Linked DNA regions of Homo sapiens: region 1 is linked to region 2. A link is an interaction called in ENCODE POLR2A ChIA-PET data of the cell type or tissue named here. Cell type or tissue: PC-9. All regions are shown on one strand. Each heading gives the region's core, and the rest is flanking DNA. Links, peaks and the distances in the headings are about the cores only.

What was found. ChIA-PET counts read pairs that join two places held together with the same protein. Peaks named below come from ENCODE experiments on the same cell type or tissue, not always from the same donor. Only the 100,000 strongest peaks of a DNase experiment are listed, where the experiment ranks them.
Region 1: POLR2A ChIA-PET joins it to region 2 with 11 read pairs; 2 of 35 experiments call an interaction of 5 or more read pairs at or near these places.

Annotation. Positions count from the first base shown.
Region 1 is chr1:150,973,380-150,976,280 of GRCh38, forward strand. It overlaps CERS2 (ceramide synthase 2), which reads right to left and starts at 1,456. Exons shown (of 11, transcript NM_022075.5): 1 at 1,240-1,456. RefSeq lists enhancers at 1-605, 563-707, a cis regulatory region at 635 and silencers at 811-1,300, 1,321-1,760. In PC-9, for the core only: no CTCF peak of the experiment used is centred there; no DNase peak of the experiment used is centred there; H3K4me3 peaks cover 1,697 bases.
Region 2 is chr1:150,595,506-150,598,406 of GRCh38, forward strand. All of the region lies in intron 2 of LOC107985203 (a long non-coding RNA gene), which reads left to right. Among named protein-coding and RNA genes, the nearest start is that of MCL1, 17 kb to the left of the region's middle. RefSeq lists enhancers at 1,980-2,481, 2,482-2,901. In PC-9, for the core only: no CTCF peak of the experiment used is centred there; no DNase peak of the experiment used is centred there; H3K27ac peaks cover 383 bases.

The DNA of each region.
Region 1 (2,901 bases), core at 91-2,590, 380 kb after region 2:
TGGGGCGGTGTTGAAGGACACAGTGAGGGATCAGCCAGCCTATGGCCAGTGACAGGGGTAAAAGGAGGCCCTTCCTCCCAGGGGAAAATCTGGCCAGAGGCCCCAGTGAGGGAAGTGGGGGACCAGGGGAGAAAAGGATCCCTCTCTGGAACAGACTGTGCAGATCACGGTATGGTCAGCGCCAGGTCCTCAGGGACAGGACTGCAGGCAAGTCCTTACCCTTAGGAGCCCCTTTACATGTGCAGCCACTCACACCCCGGTGCGGTCATCCCGACTCCGGTATGCGGCAGCAACCGCCACCCACCCCTGCCCCAGCACAGATATGGGGGTGACTGCCTGCTGGAGGCCTGCTCGGACTCACTTCTCCAGGAACAGGGGCTCACTGCATTCGCCACGATCCTCAGAACCCCCTGAACCTGGGCCTGGCAACTCAGGTGACTGAAACCAGGTTTTGATGCCAGGAGCTAGGCTTAGGGAGGGAGAGACTCCAACTGCAGGCTAAAGATGAGTGCTCTACACCTGCAGTCAACCCACTTGCCACGGGCCTCTAGTGATTAACAAGCTACGGCCCAGAAAGCCAGTTCCACCAGGAGCTCCCTTGCCAGCCATCCACACCTCATAACGGTATGCCTTAGCCCTACCGGGCCGGGGCAGGCGCTCCGGGCCGCTCCTTCCTGTTTCCCGTTAAGCACATGGAAGCTCTGACCTCGCCTGCGAGGTGGGCACGGTGGGCCGGTAGGAAGAAAACGGGGCAGGGCCCTCCCCTCTCCTCCCACCCAAGCCACAGGACGCGTCCAGGCCAGGGCAACCCCGCGGGCCGCTGCCAGGGTGGAGGCTCTCGCGCCAATGGTCACCAAGCTCCTCCACTCCCCAACAAAGGGAAGCCCACGGCTCGGCCCCGTCGCCCGCAGCCCCCGCGTCCCCACCTTCCGCCCTACCTGTTGCCCGGGAAAGCTTCTCCGGCTCAGGGCGGCGCTGCCGCGGACACCGCGGCGCCAGGCCCGCCGGCCCCGGCCGCTCCCTTGAGGCGCTGCGCCCGCCTTACCCGGCGGCCGCCGCCATGAGCGCCCGCAGCGCCCCCCGCCAGCGCCGCCTCCCTCCTCGCCCCGGCCCCGCGGCCTTCCCAGCCCGACCCCTCCGCGGCCCCGCGACAAAGCGGCACCCGGGGCTCCCAACTTTTCCGCAGCCCCTTCCCACCCCCGCGCGGGGCTCGGGCGCCGGGCGGGGGCCCCGACTCACCCGGCGGCAGCGTTGGCGGGGCCGGGGCCGCTGCTCCGTGTACTCCGTCTGCTCGGGTGGTTGCTCCGAGGCCCCGAGGCCTGGCTCCCCGCGCCTCTCCTCCCTCTTCCGCCCGCCCGCCGGCCCGCGCCCGCCCTCGCCCTCCCTCCTCCGCCAGCCGCCGGCGCCGCCGCCGCCGCCCGCCGAGCCCAGTCGAGCTGAGCCCGAGCCCAGCCGGGAAAAAAAGGCCGCGAGCAGCCCAAGGGCCGGGAGGCTGGGCGTGACGGGAGGGGAGGGCGGGGCGGGCCTCTGCGCTGCGGCTGCCCCTTCGCCCCGGCGCGGGAGGCCAGACCCCAACCCTCCGCTCCCGGCCCCACAGCCGCGTCCACGCCCGTCACCTTGCGCTAGAGAAACCGCCGACCTGGGGAGGCGGGTGCGGGCTCCTTCCGCCACTTCGGTCTCTTTTCGGGGTGGGAGGTCTCCCACTGGGACCGACACAGACGCACTGGATGCCGCGGGGTCCCGGGCTCCGAGCGGCGGTGTCCCTGTCCCCTTACTCCTACCCACCCCCACCCACCCCCAACTGCTGTGCGGCCCCCGGTCCCCGCCAGGGTGGGCACATTCCCACTTCCAGCCCCACGGGGCGCGGGCGGAGGAGGGTGCAGCCCGGGGATCCTGCCCAAGTGCCTCGCGCCGAAGCTGAAAACCTCTCCAGGGCAGACCGAAGCAGCCGACCCTCGAGACCCAGTCGGAGCCTGCGATCACTCGGGCGACCCTCGCCTACCCCGCCGTAAAAGCCGCGGCCTTTCCACCTAGGTGCTACGGGACCTACCCCCGTGGCAAGGAAGAGCAAACCCGAACTTGCGCACACCCGGCGGCCCTGTCTGAAAGAGCCACCCCAACTTTTGTTTTGTAAAATGTATGAGTTTTCAAATGACACCACGTTTATCCGTATTCGATTTCGTGTTAAAAAGTGTTTTCCGGCCGGGCGCGGTGGCTCACGCCTGTAATCCCAGCACTTTGGGAGGCCGAGGCGGGCAGATCACCTGAGGTCAGGCGTTCGAGACCACCCTGGCCAACATGGTTAAACCCTGTCTCTACTAAAAATACAAAAATTAGCCGGGCACGGTGGCTCGCGCTTGTAATCCCAGCTACTCGGGAGGCTGAGCCACGAGAATCGCTTGAACCCTGGAGGTGGAGTTTGCAGTGAGCCGAGATCTCGCCACTGCACTCCAGCCTGGGCGACAGAGTGAGACTCCGTCTCAGGAAAAAAAAAAAAAAAGTGTTCTCCCCTTGGCCTGGCGCCGTGGCTTATGCCTGTAATCTCAGCACTTTGGGTGGCCGAGGTGGGCAGATCACTTGAGGTCAGAGTTCAAGACCAGCCTGGTCAACATAGCGAGACCCCCAACTCCTTTATAAATTTAAAAAAAAAAAGTTTTCCCCTTGAGTCGTGTGGTAAAATTACTGTTTCAGAAGTAATTACTGTTGGAAGATGCAACATGGTTTTCCTAGAAAGCTGGTCTTAACTCCTAACGTGAACGAGTGGTGACTAAGATGTATTTGAGGGCTCCTATACAGGGAGAGCTGCAGCTTACTCCATGGAGAGGTACTTTTGTCAAATTTCTCACCTAGATGAAGTATTGCCTTTTTTATGCTGTTGCAATCAGAGCCTCTGACAGTAGC
Region 2 (2,901 bases), core at 139-2,638:
GTGGATCACCTGAGGTCAGGAGTTGGAGAACAGCCTGGCCAACATGGCAAAACCCTTTCTCTACTAAAAACACAAAAACTAGCCGGGCATGGTGGCAGGTGCCTGTAATCACAGCTACTCGGGAGGCTGAGGCAGGAGAATCGCTTGAACCTGGGAGGTGGAGGTTGCAGTGAGCTGAGATCATGCCACTGCACTCCAGCCTGGGTGACGGAGCGAGGAAAAAAAGGAAGAGAAGAGAAGGGAGGGGAGGGGGAGGGGGAGGGGGAGGGGAGGGGGAGGGGGAGGGGAGGGAGGGGGAGGGGAGAGGGGGAAGAGGCCAGGTGTGCTGGCTCATGCCTGTAATCCCAGTGCTTTGGGAGGCCAAGGCAGGTGGATCATTTGAAACCCTGTCTCTACTAAAATACAAAAATAATTAGCCAGTTGTGGTGGCGGGTGCCTGTAATCTCAGCTACCAGGGAGGCTGAGGCAGGTTAATTGCTTGAACCTCGGAGGCAGAGGTTGCAGGAAGCTGAGATCCTGCCGCTCTACTACTCCAGCCTGGGGGAGGGGAGGCGAGGGGGAAAAGGAAAAGGAAAGGGAAGAACGCTGGAGAATGTGGCACTGGTTTATTATCCTTTTGAGGCCGACTGTAAGGTGGTCTACAAAAGGCAAAGGCTGGGACTAGAAAGAGGTGCTTAAGGAGAGCAGCTGTGAGAAATTGACAAGGCATTTGGCTCCCCATGAGGACTGCCAAGTTAAGGCTGGAAACCACATACTGGTACCAGTTCCGACTCATGATTAACTAATGCTCTCCTATAAAACAGATGCCAACACTCAGAAGGAGAGAAAACACATCTGTGTCCTCAATACCTAGAACAACTGTTGGCATATCAACAGGCCCTCAATAAATATTTCTTGAATGAGCAAATAAACATAAAGTTTACATTGATCTAGAACTGGGGAGGGGTGAGGTGGTTGGGACCAAAGAACAAAAGACAAAGGTAACTGAGGGTGTGGTAAAAGTGTCTTGAGATCATTGTCCATGAAGTCCAAGGTGGATAAGGAAAGAAGTGAAGCCAGAAAGGATATGGTAGATTGGAACTGTAGTTGACCCAAACTAGGTGATACAAAATTGAAGAATGAATGACAATTTATAGGTGTTTAGAAAATTTGTGGGTTCTGAAATGAAAGAAGCAGATCTTTAGAGGAAATGACCCAGTGACCCAGATGACTTAAGCCTAAGAAATGGGTAGAAAACTTGTTTACTATTAAATTTAAATTTTTCTCCTTTTGGGCTGGGCGCGGTGGCTCACACCTGCAATCCCAGCCCTTTGGGAGGCCGAGATGGGCGGATCACCTGAGGTCGGGAGTTCAAGACCAGCCTGACCAACATGGAGAAACCCCATCTCTACTAAAAATACAAAATTAGCTGGGCGTGGTGGTGCATGCCTGTAATCTCAGCTACTAGGGAGGCTGAGTCAGGGGAATTGCTTGAACCTGGGAGGCAGAGGTTGTGGTGAGCCGGGATTGTACCATTGCACTCCAGCCTGGGCAACAAGAGCAAAACGCTGTTTCAAAGAAAAAAAATTTTTTTTCTCCTTTTGGCTTGAGACACAGAACTCACACCTCTCTTCTGTGAAGTCTACAATGGGGCCTGTAGCTGCACATTCCAGTTGAACTAGGCTCCCAGTTGCTATTGGCTGAGCAGACAATGCAAACAATACTCAGAATCCTATTAACTAACAATGGATTAACACCAAATTAGAAGTGTCTAGTGCATACTGTTCTGAGTGCTGTCCTATTCAATGTTTGTACAAATGGTTTAGTTAAGAACGTTGATGACAGATTATCACATTTGTAGACATCAATAATCTAGTAGAGATAATATGCTGGATAGCAGAATCAGAATATAAAGAGATCTTGGCAGGCAGGACCAAATCTAACGAGGTGGGGTTTTTTTTGTTTTGTTTTGTTTTTTCATTTTTTAGAGACAGGGTCTCTATATGCTGGAGCACAGCTGCTATTCACAGGTGCATTCATAGCACACTACAGCCTTAAAACTCCTGGCCTCAGATGATCCTCTAACGTTAGCCTCTGAAGTAGCTGGGACTATAGGCATACCCCACTGCACCTAGCTAAGATGCAGTTTAAATGGGTCAAATGCAAAGTTCAGTGCAAAGGTTAAAAAAAATAAAGTGGCCGGGCACAGTGGCTCACGCCTGTAATCCCAGCACTTTGGGAGGCTGAGGCGGGTGGATCGCCTGAGGTCGGGAGTTCGAGACCAGCCTGATCAACATGGAGAAACCCTGTCTCTACTGAAAATACAAAATTAGCTGGGCGTGGTGGTGCATGCCTGTAATCCCAGCTACTCGGGAGGCTGAGGCAGGAGAATTGCTTGAACCTGGGAGGCAGAGGTTGCAGTGAGCCAAGATCGCGCCATTGCACTCCAGTCTGGGCAACAAGAGCGAAACTCTGTCTCAATAACTAAATAAATAAATAAATAAAAATAAAGTGTCAGGGCATGGTGGCTTACACCTATTATCCCAGCACTTTGGGACGCTGAGACAGGAGAATCAATTGCGTTCAGGATTTTTTTTTTTTTTTTTTTCTGAGATGGAGTCAGTTCCTGTCGCCCAAGCTGGAGAGCAGTGATGCGATCTCGGCTCACTGCAACCTCCACCTCCTGGGGTCAAGCGATTCACCTGAGGCCAGGATCTTGAGATGCTGTGTGCCTGTAGTCCTAGCTACTTGAGAGAAACTAAGATGGGAGGATCTTTTGAGCCTAGGAGTTCAAGGCTACAGTGAGCTATGATCTCACCCATGTATACCAGCCTGTGTGACAGAGCAAGATCCTGTCTCTAAAAAATAACTTAGGAGAGACAACAAAAATATGGGCAAAATAAGGAGTTAAAATGGAGGACA